Linked DNA regions of Mus musculus: regions 1 and 2 are each linked to region 3. Evidence: chromatin contacts called from ENCODE Hi-C or POLR2A ChIA-PET data. All regions are on one chromosome and are shown on one strand. The core of a region is the stretch at or near the end of the contact, and the rest is flanking DNA. Distances in the headings are between cores, read along the strand shown.

The links. Hi-C counts contacts between places; a loop is a spot of excess contacts on that map. ChIA-PET counts read pairs that join two places held with the same protein, here RNA polymerase II (POLR2A).
Region 1: a loop to region 3 is called in a map of gastrocnemius, with 5 times the contacts of the local background. The contact joins the promoter of Acadl here to the promoter of Kansl1l in region 3. A Hi-C loop is called at or near these places in 8 of 37 maps with a recorded cell type or tissue (adrenal gland, gastrocnemius, heart and 1 more). POLR2A ChIA-PET finds 5 or more read pairs at or near these places in 4 of 5 experiments (Patski and embryonic stem cell).
Region 2: a map of gastrocnemius shows a loop between it and region 3 (2.3-fold over the local background). The contact joins the enhancer-like site here to the promoter of Kansl1l in region 3. A Hi-C loop is called at or near these places in 5 of 37 maps with a recorded cell type or tissue (gastrocnemius, heart, regulatory T cell and 1 more). POLR2A ChIA-PET finds 5 or more read pairs at or near these places in 1 of 5 experiments (Patski).

What each region holds. Positions count from the first base shown.
Region 1 is chr1:66,861,869-66,864,814 of GRCm38, forward strand. Acadl (acyl-Coenzyme A dehydrogenase, long-chain) reads right to left here and starts at 1,441. Exons shown (of 11, transcript NM_007381.4): 1 at 1,305-1,441. The coding sequence starts at 1,381.
Region 2 is chr1:66,780,871-66,783,755 of GRCm38, forward strand. All of the region lies in intron 2 of Kansl1l (KAT8 regulatory NSL complex subunit 1-like), which reads right to left. All of the region lies in intron 1 of Gm46093 (a long non-coding RNA gene), which reads left to right. Among named protein-coding and RNA genes, the nearest start is that of Kansl1l, 35 kb to the right of the region's middle. Within about 2 kb of position 1,628, at least 1 of the 3 ENCODE cell types and tissues checked has a DNase peak (open chromatin) inside an H3K27ac peak, as active enhancers do; it is gastrocnemius, where a contact is called at or near this core.
Region 3 is chr1:66,816,259-66,819,175 of GRCm38, forward strand. It overlaps Kansl1l (KAT8 regulatory NSL complex subunit 1-like), which reads right to left and starts at 1,337. Exons shown (of 15, transcript NM_001122738.1): 1 at 1,116-1,337.

The sequences.
Region 1 (2,946 bases), core at 191-2,690, 46 kb after region 3:
TGTGTGTGGAGGGGGAATTACAGGCCTGGGCCACCGCTTTAAAGCCTCATTTACATAAAAAAAAGTCAGACTAAATGAAATGACCCATTGGCACACTCAGGCCCTGGCAGCTGGATGTAAACGTTCTTGGGCTCAGCCTAGGCCTCGCTCCATAAATGCTGACTCAGACTGCCTTTCAACTGGATCGTTGGCCATTATACTCATAACCCTTTAAGAAACCCGTGACGATAAAACTATAGCTCCTGGCTCACTGACCATTCTCCAATAATCCTCTGTAAGGCAGAGCTTCTTCCCACACTTGAATCAAAATAAGATCATTTGGGGGGTTCTCTAATTAAAAAAATACAGAAATATTATTAACATAAAAAGAAATAAGAAAAGCTAGAACAATAGGAACACACCCTTTCGCAGCATCCAGCAATGAGTCAGCTGGCCTGTCCTTTGCCACCGATGCAGGTGTCTCTGTTCATCTTCAGGGTGCTCTAATTTTAAGAGCGTCAGAACATCACTTCCTCCGGAGAATAGAAAAGCATTCCTATCTTAAAGTCCTCGGAACTTTCCCAAGTCTCCTCCGGATGGATAAGCTTTACCACAGCACTGTATTGTACTTCGCAACAATGTGCTAATTAGCTCATTTAAATGTCCTGCCACCATAATTAACAAAGCTTTACACTTCCAGTCTGCTTTATCCAAGGAATGGATTTTTAGACAGGTAAAACTTGATCTCAGTATAAACACCCCCAAAAGTCTCTAAAGCTCTTGGGAGCTGCCCATTAATCCCTCTACATTTAATTAGTTTAAGGATTTAGTAATAAGTGTACAACTAATTTATCAGATGGGGCCTACGCCTGGACGCCTGAGTCGGGATGATTGAAGTTGCTCTGGTCTTCCGGTCCCCGCCTCCGCACACCAAGTCCCAAGTTCACTGTCAGGTGGCAGTCCCCAGTCTCCGTTCCAACTGGGCTAAAGGTCGCACTACTCGGTGGCAGAGCGCCCAGGGGGTGATCGCTCCCGCTAAAGCTGGGACAACACTTTCAAAGTCAGTTCACGGGACACTGTAGGACGTGGGGCGGGGCCCAGGCCTGGAGCGAGCATTAGGGGTTGCCTTGCCTTTTGGGGCGCGGCGGACCGTGGTGGGGACACCCCGAGTTCTCCACGCCACAGCGGGCAGCCCCGGGTTCCGGAGAGAAGGCCCGGTCCCTTCCTCCGGCCGCGTCGCCCCGGCTTGACCGTAGCGCGTCACACCCCATCCCCAGAGCTCCGCCGCCCCGGCTGCCGGTACCCCAGGCTGTACCCGCACTCACCGGGCGGAGGGCAGCGGGCGTGGCGCCGAGCGGGCGCTCAGGACGCGCAGGGAGCGGAGGAGCAGGCGCGCAGCCATGGCGGGATGGACGGCGGCGGACGGGACTGGCGGGCTCCGCGGCGGGGGCAGGCGGACAGAGGGGCGGCCGGACGGCGGGACGGTGGGGCGGGCCTCGGGGACAGCCAACTGCGGGCCGCAGGGCGGTGCCGCCAGCTCGGGCGGGGTCTGCGCCAGGCTCTGCGCGACGCCCCGTGCGCCCTCCCCTCCCGGCTGCAGGGCTGAGCGAGGGTTCCCTGGAGAGTCGTCCCACCCCCGCACTGAAAGGTGCATGGAGTTAATTTTCTAACTTCGGAAAGCTCTCTGAATGTCGATAAATGTATGAGTACTCACTGTAAAGGATTGTGCTGATTTGGTTTGGGTTTTTTGTTTGTTTTGGTTTTGTTTTTTTCCTTGCAAACGTTTGTAGCTACTCTTTGAAAATAAATAAGTAAGTATATTTGATAACGGAATAACAATTGGTTCAATTCTCCAATAGTACTTGAACTCGCATATGGTTGTTTCCTTTTTTTGTTGTTGTTTTGGTTCAATTCAAGGACATGTATTATTTGGGTTTATGGATTTGATGATTTGTAATGGGAAATGCCTGACAGGTTTTGAACTCTAAAGAATGTGTACATTACATCGATTTCTAAGGAGGCAAGGGGGCCTTTCTAATAACAACAGTTACGGAATCTGAAATAGTGAAAGTGAAAGACATTTTGTGTTAGCAATCAACTACTGACAGCCCACTGAGTAGGACATACAGAAATGTTTCAAAGAAAAGCTTTAGGGTTTCACGGCACCAACAATCTGGAAAACATAGTCTTTTTTTATTTAAAAAAATAATTTTAGATTACATTTCATTCATGTGTGTCGTCTGTCTGTCGTGCACTCATGTGGAGTCCAGAAGTTCCTATCAGATGTCTTCATCAATTGCCCTCCAGGTTTCTCACTGAACCTGGAGTTTATAGATTTGGCTAGCCGGTTTGGTAGTGATCTACCTGTCTTTCTGCTTCCCTAGGGCTATGTTTACAAATGCTCAGAAGAGTCGTTTATTTTCTAGGAGTAACTTGATCTGGTTGGGGGTGGGGCTGTTTGTTTTGTCTTTTTTTTTTTTTCCCCGGGTTTCCTAGTGGCAGAATTAATGCAAATGGTGTGTGTCCTTGCTCTGTTGCATTCTTGCTAAGGCTAACTGGAGGCACGTTTGTTTAAGATCCTGTTCATCTGGTTTATCATGAAGTTATTGTTTCCTTTTATAAAATAAAAACAAACAAGTAGTGTGTGTGTGTGTGTGTGTGTGTGTGTGTGTGTGTGTGTGTGTACACTTATTCCTGGGGATCGGACTCAGGCCTTACACATACATATAAGAAACAAGCTTGTAAGTGTAGGATCAGCTGTATTCTAATGATATGAAAGGTTGAACAATAACCAGGATTTCACAAACCCCTTTGAGCCATATTTCTCTTGTAGGAGTATTACACATATTGCTTGAGAGTTCTACAGGCATGCCTTTTTAGAGGGTATGAGGCAGGGTTTCTTTGTATTGCGCAGACAACTGTCCCAAACTTCTGCACATTTAAACAATCCTCCTGCCTTAGTATCTG
Region 2 (2,885 bases), core at 378-2,877, 35 kb before region 3:
TGTTTGCTGAATGTAAAGGGGGTAAACAAGCTTTTTCATCCAAAGAGCTTCCTTGCTTAGAAACATGTTTTTCACCTAAGACAGATGCAGATACAGCCAACCATTGGACTGAGCCCGGGGAACCCAATGGAAGAGTTAGGGGAAGGGCAGGAGGAGCTGAAGAGGATTGCAACCCCATAGGAAGAACAACAATACCAACTAAGCAGACCTCTCAGAGCTCCCAGGGACTAAACCGTCAATAAAGAGTATACATGGGCTTGCTACATATGTAGTAGAGGTCTGGGCATCAGTGTGAGGGGAGGTGCTCAGTCCTGTGGAGGCTTGATGCCCCAGCAAAGAGGCATGCTAGAGGGGTGACGCAAGAGTAGGTGGGTGGGTGGAGGAACACATTCTTAGAGGGAAAGGGGTGGGGCATGGGTGAGGAGTTCGTGGAAGGGAGACCAGGAAAGAGAGTAACATTTGAAATGTAAACAAATTGATTAATAAACATGTTTTTCTTTAAAATACTGTTGCAAACATAACAGATAACAGGTAAGTTTATAGTCGACTTTTTTTGAAGACAGATTTAAAGTCAAAATATGTCTTATATAAACAACATATATGTTGTAACTGTAGAGTAGACCAATGATGTAACTATAGAGTAGACCAATCAGAATATAGGTTAGGTATATTAGAGAACCTATACGATTTAATCTGTATGTAATTGGTGTATAAGTTTGGGCTGCTAAATCTCTAAGAACAATGGCTCTCTGCATTTCAGAGGTACACAAAACTGAGCTCAAACTACCAGCTGCTGACCACTGGTGGTATTCCTATCTTCAACAAAGAAAAAGGCAAGGACATCTGTACATGGACACCACTTGGGCTGCGTAAAAACAGTACATCTTCCAAATGGTGGCCTATGCCTTACAATTCTATGCTTGCTTGCTTGTAGTCAATGCTTAACTTGTCGGAAATACTACAAGGTTCTTTTCTTAAAATGTTAGTATGGAGGTGTTTGCCTGCATGTATGCATGTATAGCACATCCACACTCAGTACCATGGGAACCCAGGTCACCGGCCCCAGCACTGTACTTACAGAGCTGGGTGCTGAGGGAAAAACCCGGGCCCTCTATAAAAGCAGCATGTGCTCTTAACCCACTGTGCCACCTCGTAAGTTCCAGCCTAAATACTTGAACCTAGAGTCTAGATTCTTGTCTTTGAAGTATAGTTACTGAAATAAGAACTTTCCAGAATGACATCTTAGATTTCCAAGGCTTAAAGAGAGACATGTTTAATGTAATCTTTCCTTTAACACAGGTTTTGTTAGTTCACCATACAGCAAATTGATGACTAATCAAGACACAAGGTCTAGTTGTAAGAAATGAATGTTAAAAAAAAAAAAAAAAGAAAGATTGGTCCTAGAAAAATAAACTGATCAACCTTCTCAACTGGTATTTGCTCACCTAGGACAACCTTTCTACCCTAGAATTGGGTTCCTTTAGATCAGAGGTTAGCAAACTTTATCTCTGCAGACACATATAACAAATGCTTTAGGTTTTGTGGTCAGAGGATCTCTGTAACTATTCAACTCTGCCTTTGAAATATGAGAGTGGCTATAGGCCATACACACCACGGGGTGGCTGTGTTCCAATGTAACTATTTTCAAGACAGGAACTAAATCCCATTTGGTTCATGAGTCTGCTTGCCAACACCTGCTGAAGATTATTTTCTCATATGCACCTTCTGCTTTGCAAAGGATTATGCAGAGTTCCGTTAATAACATGCCTGTGCAAATAGCATGTCCACATTTAACTGGGCTATAGCTTCCTGGTGTAACTTCTTTATCAACTCTAACTTACTGGAAATATTTCATTTCCAATTTACACATGATTCGACAGACAAATGATAAACAGCCTAAAGTATGTGTCTATGTAACATTGCATTCTGAGTAGGTTTTGTTTTATCTTGAAACACTGCCTATGTAACTCAGGCTGATATGTTGTCAGTTATAAGTGGGTTTGAAATTTGTCAAATTACTTTTGATGTTAATTTATTTAAAGTTTGAATGTTAATGATGTGTGTGCTCATGATTAAATTATTATGCCCAATTCTATGTGACATTTGTTATGAATGCTCTGATGGCTAGTGTGAAAGGAGCTGCGTTTCTCCTGCTTTCTTCTATGTTTGTCCAGTGTCAGACTCACGCTAATGCTGGCCTCAGAGTAAACTAGCAAGAATTTTTTCTCTTTTACTCTATCAAAGAGTTTTTAATATAATTGGAATTATTTACACACGTTTCAAAAATAATCAGTGAAAATAGCTAGGCTGGAAATTACATCTGGAAAGATTATCAATTTAATGTTTCTAAATGATATAACATCTATCATGTCTTTTATTTCTTTAGCAATATTTGATAAATTTTGTTATAAATCATAAGACTATTTGGTTCAAATATTTTCATTGATAAGCACATAATCACTCATAATATTCCATTATTGTTTTAGTAATATGACATCTTTAGTTCTATTTTTGGTCATTTTCTTCTAATCATCCTAGATATGTTTATCAACTCTGTCAGAACAAAGACTTGTGGCTTGTTATTCCTTGATTTCTACGGTTTTCTCCCTTTTTATTTCATATTTTATTTGCTACAGGTCTTAGTGAACACAGACCAAAGATTTTATACCATTCTTTCCTACATATACATTCAGAGCCAAACAAATTCCTATCAGCATCACTTCAGTAATTTACTAAATGGAATTAAAATAACAGCATAAATATACAAGGTATGCAATTTGTAATATACATATCTAAAATATTTCGTATCTCGATTTTTTATCACCTATATTATTTGGAAATGTATGCTTTACATATTTTAGATCTAGAATGTTTACCATTTCCTA
Region 3 (2,917 bases), core at 87-2,586:
TGCGCTTTTCCCCCTCCACTGTCGAATTATTTTTAGAACTACTTCTACCCTCAAATCCTGCCTGTTTTGCCAGCTGTGCTCAGGAACAGTTTCGGGGAAGTTATGTTGCTATCAAACTTGCCCTATCCAATCAGGATTTAAAAACCTTTCTACAAACACAAAGTTAAACTATTAAAGGCGGCGGCGGCGGCCAATCTTTCTTAGTCTCTCCGGCACATTCTGCGTCCAAGCTGGGGGAATCAAAGCCAGAAGGTGACTCCCACAACTCCAGTCTCCCGGGAACCCGCGATGGGAACAGCGAGGACAGGGAACCGCCACCGCGCCTTCTGCGGGGGTACCGAGGACGCCCACGCAGCGCCCGCTCCTCGCAAGGCAGATCCCAACAGCTCCTTCCCCGATTTGGGACCACACAACACCGTCCTGCATTTATTTCTCCTTACCAAACGCTGTTTCTTTTTTTAAAGCTAGCCCTCTCCCCTCTTGGGCACAAGCAGCAACACCAACTCGGACCGGTTACCTTTCAATAAACCACAACACTCCCTTCCACCCCAAACAATTCTAAAGGCCAAATCCATAACGGCCCCAAATAAGAAGAAATTAATGTCGCCGCTGGCCAGCCAAGCTCAGCGTTACGGAAAGCTTCCCACAGAGCGCCCCACACCCCCAGGACAGGCGCCGCTGCTCCAGCCTTGCGGGGGGCGGGGGGGGGGGGAGGGAGAGGGCGTGCCCAAGAAAAACCACGTGTTCCGCCTTCTGCGCACGCGCCAGCCAAAACAAAAGGGAGGCCTGCCAAGCCCCGCCCCATCCCCACGTGACTCGAATCCAGGCCCGCCCCCTGCCCCGCCCTCCCCTCCCCGCCGTGTCTGCCAAGGCTGTTAGGTTTAGCCGTTTAAATTTGGCTGCGGTCCGACCCCTGCCCCAAAGCACGGTCTTGTGCCGGGGCCCGCAGTCCAACGGCAAGCAGGGTTCGGGGTGCAAAGGGGGCTGCCCGGCGGACGCCGAGCCCGCGAGTCCACCCGGCGGTCTTCTCCGCTCTTTCCCGCCCCGCGCCGCCGCCGTCCCCCGCCGAGGAGACCCACCCCCCTCAGCCCGCCGCTGCGACGCCGGCCACTCGCCTGCTGGGGCGCCCTGGCTGCCCTCCGCCGCCGCACCTTCGGTCCGGCCGTGGTGGGGGCCGCCGAGGCGATCTCTAGCTGTCCGCCCGCCTCCCCCCACCCGGGGCGCCGCCGACTCGTCTCCAGAGCGCGCCCCGCTCCCGCCCCGGCTGACGCCGCCGCCGCGGTTTAACAGTCCGCCCGCTGCCCGCAGCTCCGGGCGCTCGGGGGACGGAACCCTACGGCGGAGGGAGGGGAGTGGGGGAGGGCGGGGCCCGGCGCCGGCCAATGGCAGCGGGGGAGGGGCGCGCCATGCAAATGAGACGGGCGGCGGGGAAACCCCGGCGGGGGCGGGGCCCGCGGAAGCCGCTGGGAGCGTTCTGAAAGCAGCCTGAGCGCGGTGGCCGAACTCTGCCGGCTCCCAGTGCGTTCCGCGCCGCCGTTGTCCCGCGCTCTCTCCACCCCGGTGCCAGCCCGCAAAAGTCACCCCGCCGGCCGTGCTGCGGGGCGCTGCGGTTTCTTTAGGTCTGTTACAGGAAAATAAGACCTGGAAACTCCGGGCGGGCAGGGCCGTCCTGGCCAGGCCGAGGGTTAAGCAGCCCTCAACGCTCCAACCTTTTGCTTCTATGGGTCCCAGAGGCTCGATCCCGAGTCATGCTCTGTCGGACCTCTGAGGACCTTAAAATAGGTGGCAGACCTGCCATGGATACATTTGAGTTAGCTTATGATTAAGGAGCTCTGCAGTTAACTCTGAGGTAGCGCAGACCAGCGGGATTTTAATGGAAACAGTTGGCTAGAGACAGAAACATCTCTGCGAGCGAGTCTTGCACCTGGCCCAGCTCGCAGCTCGCAGCTCACCACCGTTAAACGCACCCGGGCATTTCCCCAGGCTTGAACTTGATGCTTGAGAAAAAAACGATAGCCTAAATATAGCTCCTTAGATAATAGATTAGACGCTTTGCTAAGCAGATTTTCACTAGAATGCTGTAGGAAGTGAAAAGGCACTAGAATTTTTAGATCGATATATCACTTCTACCTTATTTATTTGGAAGGGCTTACAGGCAGGAGTGTATAGAATTGAAGTCATAAAGAAGCAATACTTAAGACATTACCAGAGTTGGAAAATTAACTGTTCTTTCTTTTTCTAGTACATGAATAAATAGCTGAAATAATTTTTATGATAAACTGCCTACAGTAGGGAAAATGGTTATAAAAATTACTCAGAACAATAATTGCTCAATATGGGTCAAGGATGGGCAGTCCAGAAAATAGATTTGCCTTCATTCAATTAAAAATCATGGACTAACAGTGTGTTGGAGGAAAAAGTAAACACTGGATATTTGTCATATTTAAAGGGATGGGTAAAACACTTAAAGAATGTGGTAGGGTCTGGAGTGATGGTACAAACCTTTAATCCCAGGCACAGGTGGGCCAGCCTAGTCTAGTGGTTAGGTCCAGGATAATCATAGCGACATACTGAGACTGTGTCTAAACCCAAAACAAAACTGCACAGTGGATGTATAGCCGTTTGAGAAGTCAACGGTGATCAAGCAGTTCTAAGATCCTGTATTCACCTGGGCATTCATTTTAAAGGCTTCACAAAAAAAAAAAAAATGGGAGGAAGGCATGAATAACTTAGAAAGCAGTACCCTTAGGTGGAGATGATATGCATCCAACTATTGGAGCAGAAAACAACACTGTCTCTTACATTGTTAAATCATAGACAAGAGAGGGCGCTTGCCTAGCATGGGTGAAGGAGGCCCTACACTCAGTATCTAGCAGAGTAATGACTGACAAGGAATTCAAATTTAAAGCTGGGGTAA